2 separate regions of the Homo sapiens genome follow, and region 2 is linked to region 1. Evidence: chromatin loops called from intact Hi-C (ENCODE). Cell type or tissue: transverse colon. All regions are shown on one strand. Each heading gives the region's core, and the rest is flanking DNA. Links, peaks and the distances in the headings are about the cores only.

Evidence for each region. A loop is a pair of places that touch in the nucleus more often than their neighbours do. Peaks named below come from ENCODE experiments on the same cell type or tissue, not always from the same donor. Only the 100,000 strongest peaks of a DNase experiment are listed, where the experiment ranks them.
Region 2: it touches region 1 in a loop (5-fold over the local background); 67 of 110 quality-filtered maps call a loop at or near these places.

What each region holds. Positions count from the first base shown.
Region 1 is chr14:69,231,194-69,239,867 of GRCh38, forward strand. It overlaps EXD2 (exonuclease 3'-5' domain containing 2), which reads left to right. Exons shown (of 10, transcript NM_001193360.2): 6 at 3,507-3,838; 7 at 4,853-4,959; 8 at 5,214-5,349; 9 at 6,382-6,738. All of the region lies in intron 2 of GALNT16-AS1 (GALNT16 and EXD2 antisense RNA 1), which reads right to left. Among named protein-coding and RNA genes, the nearest start is that of GALNT16, 25 kb to the right of the region's middle. RefSeq lists an enhancer at 7,529-8,153. In transverse colon, for the core only: no CTCF peak of the experiment used is centred there; no DNase peak of the experiment used is centred there.
Region 2 is chr14:69,352,668-69,365,855 of GRCh38, forward strand. It overlaps GALNT16 (polypeptide N-acetylgalactosaminyltransferase 16), which reads left to right. Exons shown (of 15, transcript NM_001168368.2): 15 at 1-1,799. Among named protein-coding and RNA genes, the nearest start is that of ERH, 39 kb to the right of the region's middle. RefSeq lists enhancers at 1,547-1,646, 1,677-2,176, 8,280-8,359. In transverse colon, for the core only: no CTCF peak of the experiment used is centred there; a DNase peak (open chromatin) is centred at 1,874; H3K27ac peaks cover 435 bases.

The sequences.
Region 1 (8,674 bases), core at 54-2,553:
TATTTTAAGAAGCAGTAAGTAGTTCCCTGCATTACCTTTCCCCATTCCTAATCCTTCTTCCTTCTTCTCCTCAGAGGCAACCACTTTCATTTCTTTCTGGTAATTATCATTATACTTCTAAATTACATGCATGCGTTATTCTTTCTTATTTATTTATATTATCTTTTGACATCATACTGTGGGAGATACGGTTTAGTACTCTTGCAGCTCCCCTGTCCCCGGACAAATACTTCTCTTCCCCATCCTCCCAATTTAGGTAAATCATCATTTTTATCAGGTTAATATACAGTATTTATATTATTTATAGCTGAGTCACATAGTAAACTGCAGTTACTTTTATTTCCCAGGATTAATAATTAGTATTTTGTTTGCATAGTGTTCCATGTACCTATTATTTCCACCCCAGACTCCTTATCAGAACTATGGATCTCCTCTGGGCTGGTTCAGACACACGTCAGGTCACTTACTTGTTTCATTTTCCCTTGGAGCCTTCTCTCCTAGAGCCCTCTATCATCTGGCTCCTCCCAGGACGGAGTGCACTCTAGGCCTGCTGCCCAACTCTCATCCTGGAATTTGCATTTACCATCAGCCTGGAATTCCCTTCACCTTTCTCTTTCATAGTAGATCCTCTGTTTTTTAAATTCCATGTCTTCTTCCTTTCTTGCCTTGGTGGAGTACATTCATAACAGTTTCTTGAGAAAGGGAGCATGAGCAGTAAAAAAAAAAAAAAAAAAAAAAAAAAAGTCAGTAACTGTCTTTTCTCTCAGGTGACTTAGTTTCTCCACAGATGAATCTTCTAGTATTCTATTCAAGAAGTGTAAGTCCCACTGCCTATATTCCAGTCACTGAGTGGGGGAAAGGTGCCAGTGGTTTTAACATTCAATGTGTAATCTCTCCCTTAATCCCCCTTTCTTCAGGTGACATTTTGTCCCTCCCTTCAGTTTTGCCTGGTATTACCAGGTCCAGATCCTCTGTGGTTTAACCATTATATGATTTAAACTTTTACTGTCTTTTGGGCTAGGGGAGGGATAGTTGTCTGGCCCTGTGCTGTAAAGGAGGAGATCAGGGTGTAAGTGTTCTCTATAGAGATTTCACCTTATCCTTCTGTTTCCGCCCTTGCCTTCACAGATACCTGGTGTCTCCATTCCTTATGCTTTCCTGGTCTCTGTGGCTCAAACTCATTTGAACTTAGGCTTTTTGCCATACCACTTGCATAGGCCTAGTTTCAACCTTGCTTGCCAAGTCAGTTACCACTTGTTCATCCTTGAGAAATGTTAACTGGTTTCCAAAGTAGCTACACCATTTTGTATTCCCACCAGCAGTGTATGAGGGTGTCGGGGTTCTGCATCCTTGCTGACATTTGTTATTGTCAGTCTTTTCCATTAGAGCCATCCTAGTAGGTGTGAAGCGGTATTTCATTGTGGTTTTGATTTACATTTCCCTTGTGACTAATGATGCTGGGCATCTGTTCATGTGGGTATTGGCCATTTGTATATCTTCCGTGGAGAAATGTCTATTCATACATATCCTTTGCCCATGTTTTAATTGGGTCATTTGTTATTTTATTTTTGAGTTTTAGGAATTCTTTGTATACTCTAGATCCTTTTCAGATAGATGATCTATAAAGTATTTTCTACCATTGGTTGTTTGAAGCACAATAGTTTTTAATTTTGATGAGCTCCAGTTATCAGTTTCTTTTTAAAAATCTCTTCCTTTAATTGCTTATGCTTTTGGTGTCATAGTCAAGAAATCATTGCCTCACCCAAGGTCATGATGATTGGCTCCTATATTTTCTTCTAAAAGTCATATAGTTTTAGCTCTTGCATTTAAGTCTGTGATCCATTTTGAGTTAATTTTTGTGTGTCTTGTGAGGTAGGGGTCCACATTCACTCTTTTGCATGTGGACCTCCAGTCATCCTAGTACCATTTGTTTCTTTATCATTAGAAAATAATGTGTTAGAGGGAACTCTAAAGTCTTCTCATTCAAGCACACATTCTTCTGTGGGAAACAGTCTGCTAATAGATATGTAGATTGTTGGATCTAGGTGGAAAATTTTATCCAAACTTGTTTTACTCTAAAAGTATAAATGATCCTTACTAATAGAATTATTCACTGGCTTGGTTATTAAAGGTGAAATAATAGAATTTTAAAGTCCTTACACTTTTTGTTGGGAAAAGCTATTAATTTTAGTTTTTTTAAAATTTTAGTTTTTTTTTTAAATTTAATTTAATTAATTTATTTATTTATTTTGAGATGGAGTCCCACTCTGTCGCTCAGGCTGGAGTGCAGTGGTGCGATCTCAGCTCACTGCAACTTCTGCCTCCTGGGTTCAAGCCCCAGGTTCAAGCGATTCTCCTGCCTCAGCCTTCCGAGTAGATGGGATTACAGGCGCGTGCCACCGCGCCCAGCTGATTTTTTTTATTTTTAGTAGAGATGGGGTTTCCCCATGTTGGCTGCGCTGGTCTCAAATTCCTGACCTCAAGTGATCTACCCGCCTCAGCCTCCCAAAGTGTTGGGATTACAAGCGTGAGCCACCACACCCAGCCGAATTTTAGTTTTGACCACGCTACTTTTTTTTTTTTTTTTTTTGAGATAGAGTCCTGTTCTGTCTCCTAGGCTGGAGTGCAGTGGCACGGTCTCAGCTCACTGCAATCTTCGTCTCCTGGGTTCAAGCGATTCTCCTGCCTTAGGCCTCCTGAGTAGCTGGGATTACAGGCGTCCACCACCACACCCAGCTAATTTTTGTATTTTTAGTAGAGACAGGGTTTCACCATGTTGGCCAGGCTGGTTTCGAACTCCTGACCTCAGGTGATCTGTTCGCCTTGGCCTCCTAAAGTGCTGGGATTACAGGTGTGAGCCACCATACCTGGCCCACAGTACTTTTCTTTATGACCAGCTTGCCTATCACCAGTTGCTTAGGAGAATGACTTACCACTATTAAATAAGTAAATTCCAGGAATGGGCCCTGTGACTTTGATTTGAGGCCCATGTTTGAAACCTATTTGTTTTTTTTGTTTTCAATATCATATTAATAGATATGGCAGTTCATTTCTGATTGACAGTCACACAGGCCTCTTAATGAATCATGATTTCAGCCATTCCAGAGGATGACTGCCTCCAAAGTGAATTTCATGTACTAGTTATCAGGCCTTTGTTAACTACCCTTCCCCCAAACTTGAGAGAAATCTGTCCAGCAATTTGGTAGTAGATAGAAACTTCACTGATTTATATAGGTGAGGATTTTCCAGCATTTAGAGTAAGTCATTATTTTAGCTATTTTAGTTAAAAACATAGGGAACATGAGAGTTAATCATACTATTCAATTTACTTTTGTGTAGTTTGAAAATTTTTATAATAAGAAGTTTTAAGGAAGTGTATGGTGCCCAGGTTGTCGTACATTTTGAATTAGGATCCTAAGAGTTATCTATTTCTTTGTGATTGACTTTGAAGTTTTTCTCTCTGGTTTGCCTTCCAGATTCCACTGATCTCTGACTTTTCTCTTCAGGTAATTTATGCTGCCAGGGATGCCCAGATTTCAGTGGCTCTCTTTCTTCATCTTCTTGGATACCCTTTCTCTAGGAATTCACCTGGAGAAAAAAACGATGACCACAGTAGCTGGAGAAAAGTCTTGGAAAAATGCCAGGGTGTGGTCGACATCCCATTTCGAAGCAAAGGAATGAGCAGATTGGGAGAAGAGGTTAATGGGGAAGCAACAGAATCTCAGCAGAAGCCAAGAAATAAGAAGTCTAAGATGGATGGGATGGTGCCAGGCAACCACCAAGGGAGAGACCCCAGAAAACATAAAAGAAAGCCTCTGGGGGTGGGCTATTCTGCCAGGTAACTGAATCACTCCCTGTCTAGTAAAGAGTCAGTGGCCCAGCCTTAGCAAAGGGTTTGATGCTTCCCTGGGGTCTGGGGAGAAGGCTTGTAGTAGGGGAGCAGCAGCTCTCCCGGGGTTAATCTTGCTTTTTCTTTCCATCAGAGACATTTGGTCTCTCCTTTGCTTTATTTGTGTATTTTTCTCCTTTTCCCTTATTTTACCTTTTTATTTATTGACAGTTGGGGTGGAAATGAGGAAAGCTTAGCTTAGTTCTGTCATTGACCCTGATGTGACCTTAGGCCTTAACTTCTCCAACTGTAAATGGGGATATAATTATCATTCCTTCCTTGTTTCAGGCTAGCTGTGGAAAATAAATAACATGTAGTGCCTCATACTTTTCAGGAGAAATGCATCATCTGATTTCTTGTTCATATGTTATTTGATTATTTAGAATGACATCCAGCTCCAAGAAAATGTTACTCTCTAGCCAATGAAAAATGTCCTGTATAACTTATTCCTCTATTGTAGGAAGATGACTAATAAGTACTTTGGAGCATAAATTTGGTCCCTGTAGCAAAGTGCCTTTAGGAATTAATTGGATGATTAAATTGAAGGAAGTGTTACTGCATGTGAGTTAGAAGTAAATCCACATGGCCCTCATTACTTTGGCTTGAACTTTAAAATTTTTAATGTACTTTGTTTAATCCAGTGATTTGGCAGTTTTCTTGTTGCTTGGTTCTTTTTTGCATTCACAGCAGAGCTGTGTGTAAACCACTTGACACACTCCCTAATGTCCTAGTCCATAAGTGTAAAAACTAGAGGCATAAACTCATTCATTTTTAGTTCTGTTTCCTAGCCCAGTGCAGGTGAGGATTAAACATGGTTTCTCACTCTGTTTTTTCCATAGTGGTGTGTTTGACCTTAGTGTTGAGAATAGTTTTGAGTCACTCAGAAGAGAGCATGGGAAGGCAACAGACATTTTGACCCACAGTTAGCTTCCGGTTTGAGATTTCTCTTTCCTTTCCCTGCAGAAAATCACCTCTTTATGATAACTGCTTTCTCCATGCTCCTGATGGACAGCCCCTCTGCACTTGTGATAGAAGAAAAGCTCAGTGGTACCTGGACAAAGGCATTGGTGGTATGAGATTCAGCTGTCCTTGTTTATCTCTAATTAGGTGCATTGGATGCTGGCAGGAGTGGGGAGTGAGATAAGGAAGAGGGAGGGATAGAAGAAGGCAGAGAGACCGTGAGATGCATGGGACTGGGTAGGCACAACCCAGAAATCATGTTCTCTGCCAGGCCATAGCAGAGAACAGTGAAGGTAGTGCTGCTTCTTGGGTGTGGTGGTGGGGGCAGGGGGAGCAGTCAAACACTGATGTCTCTTCTCTTAAGAGCTGGTGAGTGAAGAGCCCTTTGTGGTGAAGCTACGGTTTGAACCTGCAGGAAGGCCCGAATCTCCTGGAGACTATTACTTGATGGTTAAAGAGAACCTGTGTGTAGTGTGTGGCAAGAGAGACTCCTACATTCGGTGAGTGCAGCATTGGGCCACCCTGGTTGTCTGTGGCAGATGGAAATTGCTTTTGTAGCCATATGCAGAGCCTTTGGGGGCTGTGGCTGAGTCTGTCCACTTTGGCTGAGAGGCTTGTTCCTAGTATCCAGCTTCCCCAAGAGCTTTGGTATTCTGCCGCCCTTGCTATAGTGGCCCTTACCCCTCCTGAGCCGTTTCTCAGTTTCTGGAGTGCAACACCATACTCAGTAATGGTCTGTCATGGGGACAGTGGTTCCCTTTTGCTCATGAAAGACTGAAGACCAGTTCCTTCAGAAGCTGTGTCCCTCTCATCCTCTCTTGACTGGCTGACCAGCTTTTTGAGCCATGGTTTTATTCATGGAGTATCCAGATGTCCTGAAGCCTGCTCTGTGTTGTAATACTGTTTCACATCAGGGCCCCTGCACTGTGAGGGTGAGGCTGCCGACTACGTCTGAGTGCCCAGACACTTGGGCTTTCTCCCTGGCTTCTGTGGAGTCACTCACTTTCCTCCTTTCTCCCCTGCAAAGTGAGACAAAGTCATTGCTGCCAAGAGTTTTTCCTGAGAGCTTAGTTCTCCTTAGAAAATAATGATGAACCTGGTGAACCAGGGAAATAGATTAAGGTATTCCTCAGATGAAGGAAATTGGCTTTTTCAGGTTCCTAGGCCTTCTTGAGAGAGTTGTTTTCCAGTTGTCAAAGGCCATTAGAGTATCTTTTCAGTTCTCTGAGACTTTCCCTTCTGGGAGCACAGCCTTCTCAGAGGTTGTTATTAACCTGTCACTATGCTGGCCCACCACTGAAGCCCACAGCAGGTGGTCTGTACTTACTTGCAGGAGAGAGGAAGCTAAGACACAGATGGGCTGAGAGTGGAATAGGTGATACTGCCTTTCTGTGATCTGTGTTGGGCGGTGGTGCCCAAGGCTTCTCAGTCATGGTTAGGCCCCAGTTAGAACCCCAGTAGCCTGTCTGCTGTCTTCCCATGTGCTCTGTCATACACTTATGAGCGCTGCTTTCCGGCTGGGCTTGTTCCAGGAAGAACGTGATTCCACATGAGTACCGGAAGCACTTCCCCATCGAGATGAAGGACCACAACTCCCACGATGTGCTGCTGCTCTGCACCTCCTGCCATGCCATTTCCAACTACTATGACAACCATCTGAAGCAGCAGCTGGCCAAGGAGTTCCAGGCCCCCATCGGCTCTGAGGAGGGCTTGCGCCTGCTGGAAGATCCTGAGCGCCGGCAGGTGCGTTCTGGGGCCAGGGCCCTGCTCAACGCGGAGAGCCTGCCTACTCAGCGAAAGGAGGAGCTGCTGCAAGCACTCAGAGAGTTTTATAACACAGACGTGGTCACAGAGGAGATGCTTCAAGAGGCTGCCAGCCTGGAGACCAGGTACAAAGCACAGGAATTGTGGAATGTACCAGGGACATTAACCCTCATTACTTAGTGAGAATGCTTGCCAGGGAGGGGGCATTGGCTGCTTAGGCACAGTGCCTAGCCTCATGCTTCACCTAGTAGGTGTCTAGTAGTTTAAGATACCTTGGAAGTGGAATAGAACAATCTACTTGAGGAGTTCCTTTCCATAGGAAACTTGCTTTTGTGAGGTGCCTATCTTTGACCTTTTTAAAGATCATACACTTAATTTCGGTCATTTTTGTGATTAGCGTGCGAGTGCAGTTGTGGTGGAGCTGCATCTTACACATTCTATGCAGACGTAAATCCTCATGCCAGCACATGAGATGAAATAATAGTCCAATAACACCCTCGAAGTTCTGAAGTTCCCCATGAGATACAGTACATTCACCCCTCAGTATCCATGGGGGATTGGTTCCAGGACCTCCCTTGGATACTAAAATCCACCAATGCTTAAGTGCCTGATATACAATGGCATAGTATTTGCATATATCCTGCACACATCCTCCTGTATACTTTAAATAACCTGTAAATTACTTATAATACCTAATACAATGCAAATGCTATGTAAGTAGCTTTTATATTTTATTGTTTATGAAGTAATGAGAAAAAAGTTTGTACATGTTTGGTACAGATAGTACAGATAGTTTTTTTTTTTTTTTTTCCAAATAGTTTTGTGGTTTTTTTGTTTTGTTTTTTTGAGATAGTATATGGCTCTGTCACCCAGGCTGGAGTGCAGTGGCACTATCTTGGCTCACTGTAACTTCCACCTCCCAGGCTCAAGTGATCCTCTCACCTCAGCCTCCCAAGTAGCTGGGACTACAAGCATGCACCACCACACCCAGCTAATCTTTGTATTTTTTGTAGAGATGGGGTTTCACCAGGCTGCCCAGGCTGGTCTCAGATTCCTGACCTCAAGCAATCCACCTGCCTTGGAAGAACTGGGATTACAGGCATGAACCACTGTGCCTGGCCCCAAATCATTTTGATCTGAGGTTTGAATCCACAGATGCAGAACCCACAAAGATGGAGGGCCAATTCTATGTGTGGTTTTGTGTCTCCGACTTTATACAGGTCTGTGAGAACTGTGACTAATGAATTCATGGTTCCTATCTCACCTGCACTCCAGGGTATCGGCTCACTGAATGGAATGTTGAGCAGAATTGCTGTTACTATGTAAATTACTTTTCTCTTTTTTCCTTCCTTGCTTTCTCCCTCCTTCTCCATGAGTACATAGTTGAATTCTTGTGACACAATGCAGTATTCTGAAATGAGAAATGAATGGGCACGTGGCTCAGATGGTAAGAGCTCTGGGCTACCATGCGCAGTTCTGCCTCCCAACTGTCACTTTTTCCAACAGGACCAGGAGTTGAAATAAGGGAACTGATAAGTTCACAAAACCTTGAGCGTGATGCTGGTTTTTGTTAACTGAAAAATAAAAAAGTAACTCCAATTATAAGCAAATATTTAATTTTTTTAGAAAACAAAAATTTTTTTACTCTTATCCATTACTACTGATCCATTACAGATACTGCAAATATTTATTGAACAGTTATTTATAGATATACTATATCTTGCAGCAAACCAGCTAATAAACTTCACATAAATTGCCTTAATTGTTTCTCATGACAACCCGACAAAGTAGGATTTAGATTTCTTACTGGTTAACTGCTACTATATCTTAAATTTAAAAAATCTTTCAGGGTTTTAAAAGAATTATAGAATTTTATCCCCATAACTATTTTGTGAGGTTGTAGAATAGATGTTGTTTTGTAAGTAGCTGGGATTACAAGTGTGTGCCACCACACACGGCTAATTTTTGTATTTTTAGTAGAGGCAGGGTTTCACCTCGTTGGTCAGGCTGGTCTCGAACTCCTGACCTCAAGTGATCCTCCTGCTTTGGCCTCCCAAAGTG
Region 2 (13,188 bases), core at 647-3,146, 120 kb after region 1:
GAAGAACAGGAAGGAGGTGAGAAGCCCGGTGACCTGTCAGAGATGCCAAGCCCAGGGTGGCACTGGGTTGGGTGGGGACGGATGGTGTCTTGGCAGCAAAGGATGGGTAATTTGCAAATGAACATGGATAGAAGAGCAGCAAAGCACCAAAAGAACAAGGTCTCTTACCCAGGACACAGTCCCTTCCACACTTTACCAGCCCCAGGGTCTGAGCCCGACGCTGCCTCTTCCGGTCCTGTGCCTGTGGGTGCCCACATTCTTAGCAAGAGGCTGCAGAGGGATCTTTAGGGGAAGATTCGGGCGTAGTTTATTAAACAGACTCCACTTCTATTTGGCCATGTGTCAGGCTGAGACCTCTCTCTCGGGCATTAATGAACAGCTAGTGCCCTGTCCCTGCCGCCAGGACCCACTGAAAGGACGGGTAGCCACACACATCCCTGAGTAGTCCCAGCCTCATTTGTCATTTTTGACTCCTGCTTTCTCAAAGGTTTTTGCCTCTGTCAATACAGCATCATGGGTGGTTGGAAAGAAGGGAACTTCCCTTCTGGACCAAGAACAGCCCCTAAGTCATTAGGGTTCAACCTCACCCTTATTCCCCTCCCCGCTACAGGAGCCCCTAAGTCATTAGGGCTCAACCTCACCCTTATTCCCCTCCCTACTACAGGAGGGATTTTCTTGAAGGGTCAGCTATTGCACTGTGCTGGGAGGCTGGCTGTGGCTCCTGTTTGTGAAGAGAACTCCCAGTTCCTTTTCACAGCCGCTGAGAACACATCCACACATCTACCCCACGGCCTTGTCTTGGAACTGCTCCTGCTATCCCCACACCCTGCTTCCTCACCCCACTGGCTCTTGGGCAAATGACTGTTGGTACCAGGACCCTGGGGGTCTCCCCTACAAAGCAGACCAGCCTGGGGCAGATATACCTACCACAGGAGCCCCCTGTCTTTCATAGGCCAAGGATCCACATACCCATAGAGTTCATGGATTCTAGAGGGTCTAGGAATCTCTTGAAATTGTCCCTAAAATACTGCATGTGTGTGCATACATGCATTTTCCTGGGGAAAAAGTCCATGGCTTCTAAAAGAGGTCCCTGATCCCCAAAGGGCCTGAACCTCTGCTCTGGATTGAAGCCACTGTCTGCCCAAGCTGCCACCCCCTAATCTTCCTCCCTGGCGTGCTCAAACTGCCATCGCCTGCTCCCTCCACACGGCCCTTGGGGTCAGCAGCCAAGTGTCTGTGGTCCGCAGCACCTGCTCTGGAGGGCTCTCCAGCAGTTTCGCCTCCTGACTCTCACCAGCGTCCTCTCGGCAGCACTCCCGTGCCCAAGTGCACCCCTCTGGACTTGCCAGCGCAGGCCCCTTCGCTCCCAGGGCCATGCTTTGCCTGTCCTCTGTCGTGATGTTTCTTCCGCAGCCAGGTGCAGCCTCAGATCCCCTGTTCATCTGGGAAGCCTCCTGCCACAGCTTAGGACAGAACTGGGCCCAGGGCAAAGGCCTCTCCCCAGAGGATGGACTAGAAGGCCTGGGCCACACTCGGGCATGGACCTTTGGGGCTGGGGAGCCGGGGCTGCGCCTGTTGAATGTAAGAGGACTGCTGACCAGAGGGCCTTCAAGAGGGTCTCTCTGTCCTTTGCTGTGGTCAGATCAGGCTCTGCACTTATCAGCCGGTCCTTTGTGGCAACGCAGCCCTGTTCTGTTTTTGCTTTTCCTCTTCTTGACCAAAGCATGTGCCACTAGCTGTCCTTGAGGACCTCGTCTTTATGAAACACACACCTGGAATAAAACCACTTCTTACATGTCCACATGCACCAGCGCCTTCCTTTCTGCCTCCAGGCCTAGCCCTTCAGCACACCCTCCCCCGCCTCGTGGGGAAAGTCCGGGCCTCCTTTCTGTAAAAGTGAAACTGAACATGCTCAAGTCTAGCCCTGTCCTGCACCTGGTAGCTTGCTCGTCGGCCTCCATGCCCTGTGGTGCCCCAGGAACTCCTGACTGCTCTGGTGGGGGCCAACAGGTGGCCCTACTGCAAGGGCAGGCCTTGGACCAAAACCAGGAATCAGCACAGGTCAGGTGGAGCCCAGGCTCCTGTGGCCTCATTATGGGATTCTACTTGGGGCTTAGAAATGGAAAGCAAATTGCTTCTCCAAATAGGTATTGCCCTGCCGCCGTGCTTGCCTTTAGCCAGCCCTCTCTCCTTCCCTGTGAGCCAGGCCTGTCCCCTCGGAGCTGCCCTCCCCTGCTCTACCACACAAGAAGGCAGTGGTACAAATTCAGGCAGGACATACTTCCTGGGTAAAAACAGCAAAATAATTCTGAAAAGAGTCTTACCAGACCAGCTTTGCTTGATTGGGTAGCAGATGCTCTGCCTAATGTTCCCATGGAAACCAATGGAAAACCCCCACCATGTCTGTGATCAGAAGCTGAACCTACCCAGGTAAAAATAAACGCTGCTTCAACATACATATGAACTGCAGCTGGCAGGCCAGCACACCACTAGCCTCTCCTGGACGCAACCATTTCTGCCCTCAGCCCCACTTTGCCGTGGGGCTGCTGATCTGGAGTTACCCAGAACTTCTGACCCCTGGGCCTGAGGAGCCTGGAGCAAAGCCCTAGCTGGCTGCAGAGAATACACCTTGGCTACAATGTCCAGCTTGGTCTGGGCTTAGGAGCAAGTCACTGTAAAAGACCTTGGCTGCAGCCTCCATTCCCCCATCCACCCCTCCGTCCTCTCAGGGAGCACAGCCCACCACCCACCGCCTACTCAGGGCTCCCTCCTGGCGCGCTGAGCCCCATTTCCACTCTCCATCTATTTTCACCCTCAGCCTTGGAGGGCTCTGGTGCTTGCTTCTCCTGAGTCAGGCTCTCTCCTCTTGCTTGCTCTCCTCCAAACCTACCTCTCCCAAAGCCCATTTTCTGTGCCACCCAGTTTTTTCCCTAGGAGATAAGGCTGTCAGCCTTTAGCCAGGCCCTGGAGGAATCAGCAAAAGCCCCAGGCTGGGTATTAACAGTTACGTCACTGGCAGGAGAGTCCCCCGAAAGCCTATGGGCAGGGCAGCAGAAGGGACTTCTGCACCAGGGCCAGACTCCCATTTGTACAGCAGGGAGCTGTTCCTGAGGATCCCTGGGCCTCTGTGACTTGGCTTCAGTTTTTACAAGGGCTGTTCCCCCTGGCCCCTCAGGAAGGCTGTCTCCATCTGCAGTTGGGAGAAATAACCTGGACAATATGACTGTCGTCCCAGGGTTCCAGCACCCCAAGGCCTGCGGGGGATGTCTCCCAGCACTGCATGGGGTGTGGTCCTTCTCCCACCAGGGAACAGGAAAGGAAACCTGGAAGGGAAAGGCTGGCATTTATAACGTCTGTAATTTCATTGCCAACAATGTTCTCAGTGTGTTTGGTATTTGTGTGTCCCTGTGATGGTCTGAGTCAGTGCTCCTCCAGAAGGAGGGGGCAACCCAGCCAGCTTCTCTAATGGGAAGAGGTCTTCACTGCCAGGCACTTAGGAAAGACCTGGAGATGGATCAGGGGAGGGCCTACTCTCCTGGGCTTGCAGCTGGGCTGTCTGAGTAGCCGACCTGGACTGAGGCTCCAGAGCCATCTGAGGACAATTTCTCCTGCTTAATTCAGCCCTGTGAAGCGTGGAGAAGAGTGTACTAGGGGTGCGGACTCTTGGGTCTTTAAGACCCATTCAAGCCAGGCGCAGTGGCTCACACCTGTAATCCCAAATATTCAGGAGGCTGAATTGGGAGGGTCCTTTGAACCCAGGGGAGTTCGAGACCAGCCTGGGCAACATAGCGAGACCCTATCTCTATAAATAAAAATTCAAATCAACTTCAAAAAATACCCATTCAGCTGGATCCCTCACTACTCTGCCATTTGCCAGCTGTGAGCTCTTTTTTTTTTTTTTTTTTTGAGACAGAGTGTTGCTCTGTCACCCAGGCTGGAGAGCAGTGGCATGATCTCCACTTACTGCAAGCTCTGCCTCCTGGGTTCACGCCATTCTCCTGCCTCAGCCTCCCGAGTAGCTGGGACTACAGGCGCCCACCACCATGCCCAGCTAATTTTTTTTGTATTTTTAGTAGAGACAGGGTTTCACCGTGTTACCCAGGATGGTCTCCATCTCCTGACCTCGTGATCCACCCGCCTCGGCCTCCCAAAGTGCTGGGATTACAGGCGTGAGCCACTGCGCCTGACTGAGCTCTTGAATAAGTTATTTCATCTCTCAGCCTTGATTTCTTTACCTGTTAAATGGGGTACTCATAGCCGTAAAGGATTTTTTTGTGAAGCCTGATCGCAAAGCATCTGGCCCTTTCCAAATGCTTAATCAATATGTCATTACTATTATTAATAAACATTTTCTGAGTGCCTGCTACATGCCAAACACTTTGCTAGGGGTGATGACACAAATGTAAACAAGACAGAAACGGTCCCTGCCCTCGAGAACAAATATTCTAGCAGAGGAGATGGACCAATCAGCAGCAACTGTGATACCACATGATAAAAGCTACAGGGGAAGGCAGGAGCTATGGGAGCAAGGAGAGGGAGCTCTCACCCAGAGCGTCAGTGAGTTGGTGCTCTCTCTCCAGAAGATGATGCTTCCAGGACAGCTTGAAATGACATTCCAGGCAATGCCTGCCTCAGGCTGGATAAAGGTTGGACTGGATAAGGTCTGGTGAAGTCCACTGGCCACACTAGCAGAGATGGCAATTCAGCTGGTACCTTGCTGGGTGGCCTGGGCTTTTTACCCTGCAGGCAGCATTGTGGTGACGTAGACCAGCCTGTTACAACAGGAGAATTCTAGAAGGAAGCTGTGGGAGCCATTTCAACCCCAACAGACACAGCCTGTGCTTCTTGAGCTAGGGACCATTCCTCCAGGGCTCGGTATTCTTCCTTCGGGAAGGTGGGTCTAGTTGGTACGGGAATTAGTGATCCTTCTCTGGAGAGAAGGGATACTCATGGTGGAGGCGTTCCAGGAAAGACTTGTTTTTGCCTGGCTCTCAGGTTGCTTCTGATCCCCTCAAGCCATCTGAAAACAAAGCCGGTCTTTCAACAATTTGTCTTTCAAATATGTGTCTCTTAAGATGTGGTCCAGATAACCTGCTCAGTATCCCTGGAGGGATTGTAGACCTGTATGCTCCTGGGTCTGACCCAGACGGGGAGGCTTAGAATTCCTGTGTTTGTATTGAGTGGTCCAAGTGATGCGTTTGCACATTTAAGTCCCATGCACCAGGAAGGAGAGCTGGAGGCCCAGAGAGGGGAAGCTGTGCAGGAGAGAATCAGAATGAGCTGGGCCCTGGATTGAGTACCCTGACACTCAGCACTGGACTCACTACAAGAGGGAGAAGCCAGGGGGAAAGAAGGCTACCCTTGTACTCCTTACTGTACTTCCCCAGGAGCCAGAAGAATGTAGGGACCACATCTTGGACCCGGAGGTCTGAGCCCAGCAGTGGTGGAGAGTCCCCAGCTGGGAGACCCTCAGTTGGATGGGAAACTAGGGATGGCAGGAGAGTCTGGGGGACTCTCTGGCAGGAGAACCAGGAGGTAAGAGTCTCTGGAGACAGTTGCTCTAGGGCCACCTCGATGGGGTCTCTGTCTGGGCCCCTCCCCACAGTTTGAGTCAGAGATGGCTCTCAGCATGGCAGGAGGCTTGCTCCTCTCCCCGTGGGTGGACTGCAGTTCCCACAACCCTGTCAGGCAGCTGCAGAGCTCCAGGTTTCTCTGCCCACAAGGGCAGGGGCTGCCCCTCGCCCAGGATGACTCTGCCTTCCAGAGCCTTGGCCTCCCTGGGGGTGGGAGTGTGGGGGATGCTAAGGTTAAATCAGGTCACAGTAAGTTGTGGGGGCAGCAGGTGGAGCAGCAGAGTGGCACTGGGAGCTTTCTCTTGGGTGTGCGGTGTGGCCTTGGTTCTGCAGCCATCAGGTGGGGGCTTGGGACTGACTTCTCCTTCTGAAGGATGCTGGGAAGGTGAGCTGGCTTTGGCAGTGCTTAGAGCTCCGGGGGGTTCCCCCTCCTAGAACATGCAAGCTCTCACACCGGTGCGTCATCATCACACCCATCATCAAGCCCACAGTGGTATACTGAACACCTGCCCCACAAAGACGGTGGAATGCTCTCAGAGGAGCCCCATGAACCACCGATGGTTACAACTATCCAATGCCTGATGGCAGACAGCCAGGCCAACCTCGGCTTCCACTCTCTCTTCCTCACCCTACAATCAGCCAAAGTGACCTGAGTCGTGTAGTGCGAAGTTGCTTTCTGCTTTCTCTTGTTTGTGCTTTTGCTGTTTCTTCTGCCCCATACTTTGTTAACTCCATGAGTTAAATGCTACCCATTTTCCCAGACAAGTGCTGCTTCTGCAAGGAAACCCTTCCTGATCCCCCACCTGTCTGAAAAGTACCTCTCCAGCTTGCTTCTTCAGGGTGCTGAGCGTTCCTTCCCAGCCTGTCATCACCTTCCTCCATACGCTATGGTGTGTTCCTGTCTTCTCTAGTCTTGTCCTCTTTTTTCTGTTAGATTGTAGCTCCTTGCTGACAGGAACCACGCCTGCTCCAGCTTCATACCTCCCACTGCTACAGCACAGAACCTGCTTCTCAGACTTACAGCAAATGTTTGTTTGCTGAATGAATTAATTAAAGATAAAGCATTCTAACTGGGTTTGTTTTTGTTTTGCTTTGTCTTTTAATGATAAAGCATTTTGGCATTTAGGAATTAGTACACTGCACATAGAAAGCACGCAATATACACTTGTCCATTTTTCGTCTCACTTCTTACAAGTTTGATGTTGCCACAACTCCACCCTCCCTATTCATTAGTTGTCTCAACAGCAATGTGTTGGTGATGCTGAGGACTGACACAGATTGAGCACTTTCTGGGTACCCAGAATCTTAGTAAGGCTACCATATGCACTCCAATGAGGTAGGTTCTCATACACTCACTTTATGGATGAGGAGGGGAGGCTCAGTTGAGAGAAGAAATTTGCCCAAGGATAAACAGCTAGGTTTAAACTCACTCTCACAGGAGCATGTGTCAATGGTCCCACAGACCAGCCCCTTCAGCTGGGAACTTATTAGAAATGTAAACTCTGGGCCAGACGCGGTGGCTCACGCCTGGAATTCCAGCACTTTGGGAGGCCGCGGTGGGCAATCACAAGGTCAGGAGATCGAGACCATCCTGGCTAATGTGGTGAAACCCCATCTCTACTAAAAATACAAAAAATTATCCAGGCGGGTGGCACACGCCTGTAGTCCCAGCTACTCGGGAGGCTGAGGCAGGAGAATCACTTGAACCCAGGAGGCAGAGGTTGCAGTGAGCCGAGATTGTGTCATTGCACTCCAGCCTGGCGACGGAGTGGGACTCTGTCTCAAAAATAAAATAAAATAAAATAAAGAAAAAAAGAAATGCAAACTCTTGGCCAGGCACAGCGATTCCTGCCTAGAATCCCAGCACTTTGGGAGGCTAAGGTAGGAGGACCACTTGAACTCAGGAGTTTGAAACCAGCCTGGGCAAAATAGTGAGACCTCATCTATACTATAAATTTAAAAATTAGCCAGGTGTGGTGGTGCATGCCTGTAGTCCCAGCTACTCAGAAGGCTGAGGCGGGAGGATCACTTGATCCCAGGAGGTTGAGGCTGCAGTGAGTTATGATTGCAGCACTGCACTTCCAGCCTGGGCAACAGAGCGAGACCCTATCTCAAAAAGAAAAAAAAAAAAAGAAGAGGCCGATTAGGAGACTGAGACAGGTGGATCACTTGAGGCCAGGAGTTCGAGACCAGCCTGGCCAACATGGTGAAACCACATCTCTACTAAAAATACAAAAATGAGCTGGGCATGATGCCCAGTGCCTGTAGTCCCAGCTATCTGGGAGGCCGAGGCAGGAGAATCCCTTGAACCCAGGAGGTGGAGGTTGCAGTGAGCTGAGCCTGGGAGACAGAGTGAGACTGTCTAAAAAAAAAAGAAGAAGAAGAAGGAGAAGAAAAGAGAAGAGAGGAGAGGAGAGAAGAATAGAAGAAAAAAAAGGAAAGAAAAAAGAAAAGAAAAGAAATGAAGAAATGCAAACCCTTGGGCCCCACTCAGACCTACTGAATCAGAAACTCTGGGGGTGGGGCCAGCCCTCTGAGTTTAACAAGCCTCTTGGGGATTCTGATGCATGCTCAGGTTTGAGAGCCACTGTTCTGGTGACTGAGATGGGTTCTGGTCCCCTGACGGGGCCACGTGTCACCACGTGGTGCAGAAGGCTCAGAGAGCTGGGTGCTGCGGGCCCTGCCCCTGCTAAGCAAGCTGCCTGCCACAGAGCTCTGGGCAGTGATGGATCACTCTGAGGCGGAGGGAGAGTGGGCACTGGGCTGGGCTGAGGGTTGCCACTGAACCAGCTGCCACATGCCAGCCTCGCTTTGCATGATTTATGAGTTTCTTCCCCAATACCAGCCACATATGGTTGACTTCATTCTAGAAGAGCTTCTGCCTCAGAAGATCTATTAATCAAGGAATCAGTGCTGCATCCTCCAGCCTGCAGGACAGGCATACATTTTACCGTGAGTTACATGGCAAAGCCCTTTCTATGAGTACTCCATTCAATGACATTTATAACTGGTCCTGTCAGTCACTGACCAAACACTGAGACACACATTTTATCTTCTTTGATCTTTACAACTCTATCAGGTAGGTATTTTCAATACCACCCCATTTACAAACTAGATATCAAAGCCCAGAGAAGTTAACATATCTGCCCAAGATTACCCAGCTGGCAGGATGGAGGGCCAGGATTTAAAATCATGAAGTCTGATCCAGGGTCCATGCTCCTTGCTGCTCCTTATTGCCTTTCACCCATCAGTCTGTATATTCATAGAACACTGACATGTTTGTACTGTTATCCCCATGTTGCACTTGAGGACACTGAGGCCCTGTGCAAAGCTCTAACAGGCTGAGAGCTTTTGTCCCCACATCCCGTATCCTTACATGGCTGATTCTTAGAATGGAGGTAGGATGAGCCAACGTTGGTTCCACAATCATCATTTTGCAGATGTAGAAACAGGATGAGAGGCTAAAGCACCTAAAGTCACAGGGGGCCCAGTGCGGTGGCTCACACCTGTAATCCCAGCACTTTGGGAGGCCGAGGCAGGTGGATCACCTGAGGTCAGGAGTTCAAGACCAGCCTGGCATGGATGGCGAAACTCCGTCTCTACTAAAAAAACAATAATTAGCCAGGTGTGGTGGCGCATGCCTATAATCCCAGCTCCTCAGGAGGCTGAGGCAGGAAAAATGCTTGAACCTGGGAGGCGGAGACTGCAGTAAGCCGAAATCACGCCACTGCACTCCAGCCTGGGTGACAGAATGAGACTCCATCTCAAAATAAATAAATAAATAATAAAGTCACAGGGCAGGAAATTGGGAGCACAGGACATGGTAGATCCAAGAATACAATGTCCCGTGATGTAGCTCTGGAGGCGATTGCGAATGGTCTGCCTTGGGGCCAGGCATCTTCTCTGGGGCTCGGGAGGGTGAGACCCCTGACTGAGCTGGCCTGAGGGCCCAGGGCTATGTCCAGCATGGCCTGTTTTCTCCCTGCCTCCTGGCCAGGGGTATTTGTTCCCAATGTCCTCCCGGCCTCAGGGTTCTCTGCTCTGCCTTATTTGTCCTCAGACATTCGTTTTGAGCTTGTTCAGACCCGTGTGTACTCTGCCTTGTGGCTTTGTCCACTTGAGGTGGAGGCTCCAGGGTGCTTTGTGGAGCCCCACAGCTTCCACCAGGTGCCTGGATCTCTGCATGCTCATTAAGCAGTGAGGCTTATTTAAAATTATTATAACCAAATGTGTCCATCTCAGTTATTTCTTGGCTGGTTTTCTGTGTTGGACTGCAGGGATAGAGAGGAGAGTTCAGCCTCACAATAAGAGAACAATTGCTGTAGCTCTGGCCCAGCTATTTCTGAGCTGGGAGACTTTTAGCCAGCTGCTTAGGCATCCTGAGCCTCACTGTTCTCAACTGAAAAATGGGTATGATGTGGGAGCAGATCAAATGGGAAAATGTCTGTCATCAGGTCTTGTAAAGTGGAAACAGCAGTCTGGGAATCCTCAGGATACGTTTATGCGACCCTGGGCAGGCCAGAGCTGCTAGACTCTAAAGCTTTGAATTTTCCAGCTGGTCAGGACTGTCTCCAGCCACCAGGGCAAGACTTTGCAGCTCAGACATGGTGGCCTGAAATGGTGGGAAGTTGACCAGAGAGAGGAGGCTGGGGAGTCCCAGCACCTACTTCGTTCCTGAGTGGAAGACTGCTGGTCTGGCTTTGAAACCTTGCTTCATGACACTTGCTTTACCTTGTGAAGAAAGCAAAGTGAGTTCAGCAGGGGACTTGATGTTTCAACAAGGCTTTGAAAACCATCAGAATATTGGACCGGGAGGGAAGGTTATGAGGCAGGAAGAGTGGTTCTGTTTGGGGTCTTCAGAGCACAGCTGTCCCACCGTTGTCTGCATCCCTGTCTGACATGACTTAGGTTCCCTGGAGCAGGGAAGATGCAGGCTGCGGAGACAGTCCTCGGCCAGTGCCCTCTGCTTGTGGGGGCCGTAGAGCACGCATGGCCTTGCTGCCATCACCAGGCCTGAGGGAGGATGGCAGTCACGCTGCCGAGAAGGACCCACAGATATTATCAACAACACAGAGAAAGCTGCTGTCGGAAGGCCCCTTCCCAGCCCAGGATTCGGTCTGCCCAGCAGAGGAGAAAGAGAAGAGGCTGGGAGTCTAACCTAGAGTTGAAGCCTTTCCCTTCCTAGCTGGGCAACCTGCAGCTAGTTACTTGAACTTTCTGAAACTCGGTCCCCTCACCAGCAAAGCAGGGATAATAATAACTACTTCTTAGGGGTGCTGTGAGATTTAAATAACATTTGTCAATGAGCTGAAGTAAATAAAAGAAAAAGAGGCATGGTGCCCAAAAAACTGCCCCAGTTCCTTGAGGAAGAAGTATTTGTCCTGCTCACGGCTGGATTGCCAGAGCTTGGTACAGAAGTGGTCAGTAAGTGTGTGCTAATGAATGAATGAATGAATGGAATGAGGCTCTGTTGAGGCAAGATGAGCCTCTCCTAGAAGGCACTGACTCTAACCCCAGTCCTAACCCTGGTTCCTGGGCTCTAAAAGGGGGCACGCATTCAAGGCAGATGCATGCCGATCTTGTTAACCTTGCAGATAGAGGAATCCTGTCAGGGATGGATTGGACAAATGGATGCAATCCAAGGGCAAGAATGCCAGGAGCTTCCTTGAGATTCTCCACCCCTATCCCTAGCCACTGGGTGACTGGCCCCCACTAGAGGTTCCCTGAGTGCCTGTACTTCCCCGCTTTTACCTTGAATCAGGGTTGCATTGGAATGGCCTGTGCTCTTCTGTACTCCAATTGGATTGCAGACTACATGAAGACAAAGACTTGTCTATTGCACCTAGTATAGTACCCCGTGCATGGTGGGTGCTTGCAGTAAGTGTTTCTTGAATGAATGAACAAGTGGCGATGAGTACAATAAAACTACTGTTCTCCATCAGTTCTGAGAGTCTTGGGGGATTGTTCTTTGTCAGTTTGTTCTCGGCTTCCTCTTTTAATTTGGCTGTTGACTTGCATTTTCATGAAATTAGGTGAGGTTTGACCCACTGAAAATTCTTTTTCATCAGGCATAGGAGACACAGCATTTGCAAGTGGATGCCAAATCAGTGCTTGATTAAACAGACAATGAATGTGAGAACAAAGATTATACAGCAGAGATGATGCGGTACATACAGATGGGGATGCATCTACCTTGTTAGAAAACTGCCTTCCATACTAATGGATTTGTTGAAAGGCTAAGGCAGTGGAAACTGCAGCTTTGAAATTATCTAAGGTTTTCATTTAAACTGGCAGCAAAGAGAAACTGATGCAGGCTTCTCTGTGGTCCAACAGTCGTCTTCTTCAAGCTTTTGCCCAGGGCCATGTCTCAGCTCAGGATATAGGAGTCTGTATTTGCATACAAATTGCAAATATCTACAAATTCTTTGCTCAAGCAATTTTTAAGCAAAATGTTATTGCTTCCCTGAAGGTCATAATTCCTTGCTTTTTCTCTTCAATATTCTTCTTGCTTAGGAGCCACTCACATTGACCCAGATTTCCCACCCCAGGAGTGGGCAGGAGGGTGGAAGGAGCCAAAGGAAGGGGAGCAGGTGGCTGAGTGATGGAACCCGCTTTTCAGGATGCCCAGAACCTGACCTAAGTGTTTTAAGTATTATTTCATTTAATTACCCAGCCAGCTCTTCAGGGTAGACACTATTATGATATCCATTTATAATGAGGAAATCAAGGTTCAGAGATGTTGTGTGAGTCTCTCAAAGTCACACAGCTAGGAATGGCAGAGCCTGGAATCCAACGATGTCTGATTCCCAGAATTGAGTCTTAATCTATGCTGTTTCTGTAAACCACTTACTCTTTATGTCCCCTTAAATATATTAGGCAATTCTATTAAAATTATTAACAATAGTATGCCAAGTCTACTGACTTGTCCCTAAACTGTTTCCAAATGTGAATGTGCTAGGAGCTTTCTGGAGTTAAAGTGGGGGTAGGATCAGCTACATAATTTGGAGGCTTTAGTGAAAAATGAAAATATGGGTCATCTAATTCATAAATAATTAATAATTTCAAACGATGACAGTGGAGTATTGAACCAAGTGTGGGGCCCTTTTAAGCTCAGAGCTCTGGGTGGAATGTATGTCTATTTTGTCTTGGTACCTGGCATTGGGTCTGGCACATGGTAGACAGTAAAAGCTACTGGCTAATTGATACAAAGGAACGAGATCATGTCCTTTGCAGGGACATGGATCGAGCTGGAGGTCATTATTCTCAGCAAACTAATGCAGGAACAGAAAACCAAATACCACAAGTTCTCACTTACAAGTGGAACTGAATGATGAGAACACATGGACACATTGGTGGGGAACAACACACTCTGCAGCCTGTTGGAGGGCTCAGGGACAGGAGGGAGAGCATCAGGAAGAATAGTCAATGGATGCTGGGCTTAATACCTAGGTGATGGGATGATCTGTGCAGCAAACCAGCATGGCACACGTTCACCTATGTAACAACCCTGCACATCCTGCACATGTACCCCTGAGCTTAAAAGAAAAAAAAGAAAACACTGCTGGCTATTTGAATGAAATAATGCAATAAATACTTATCATTACTACATACCAAG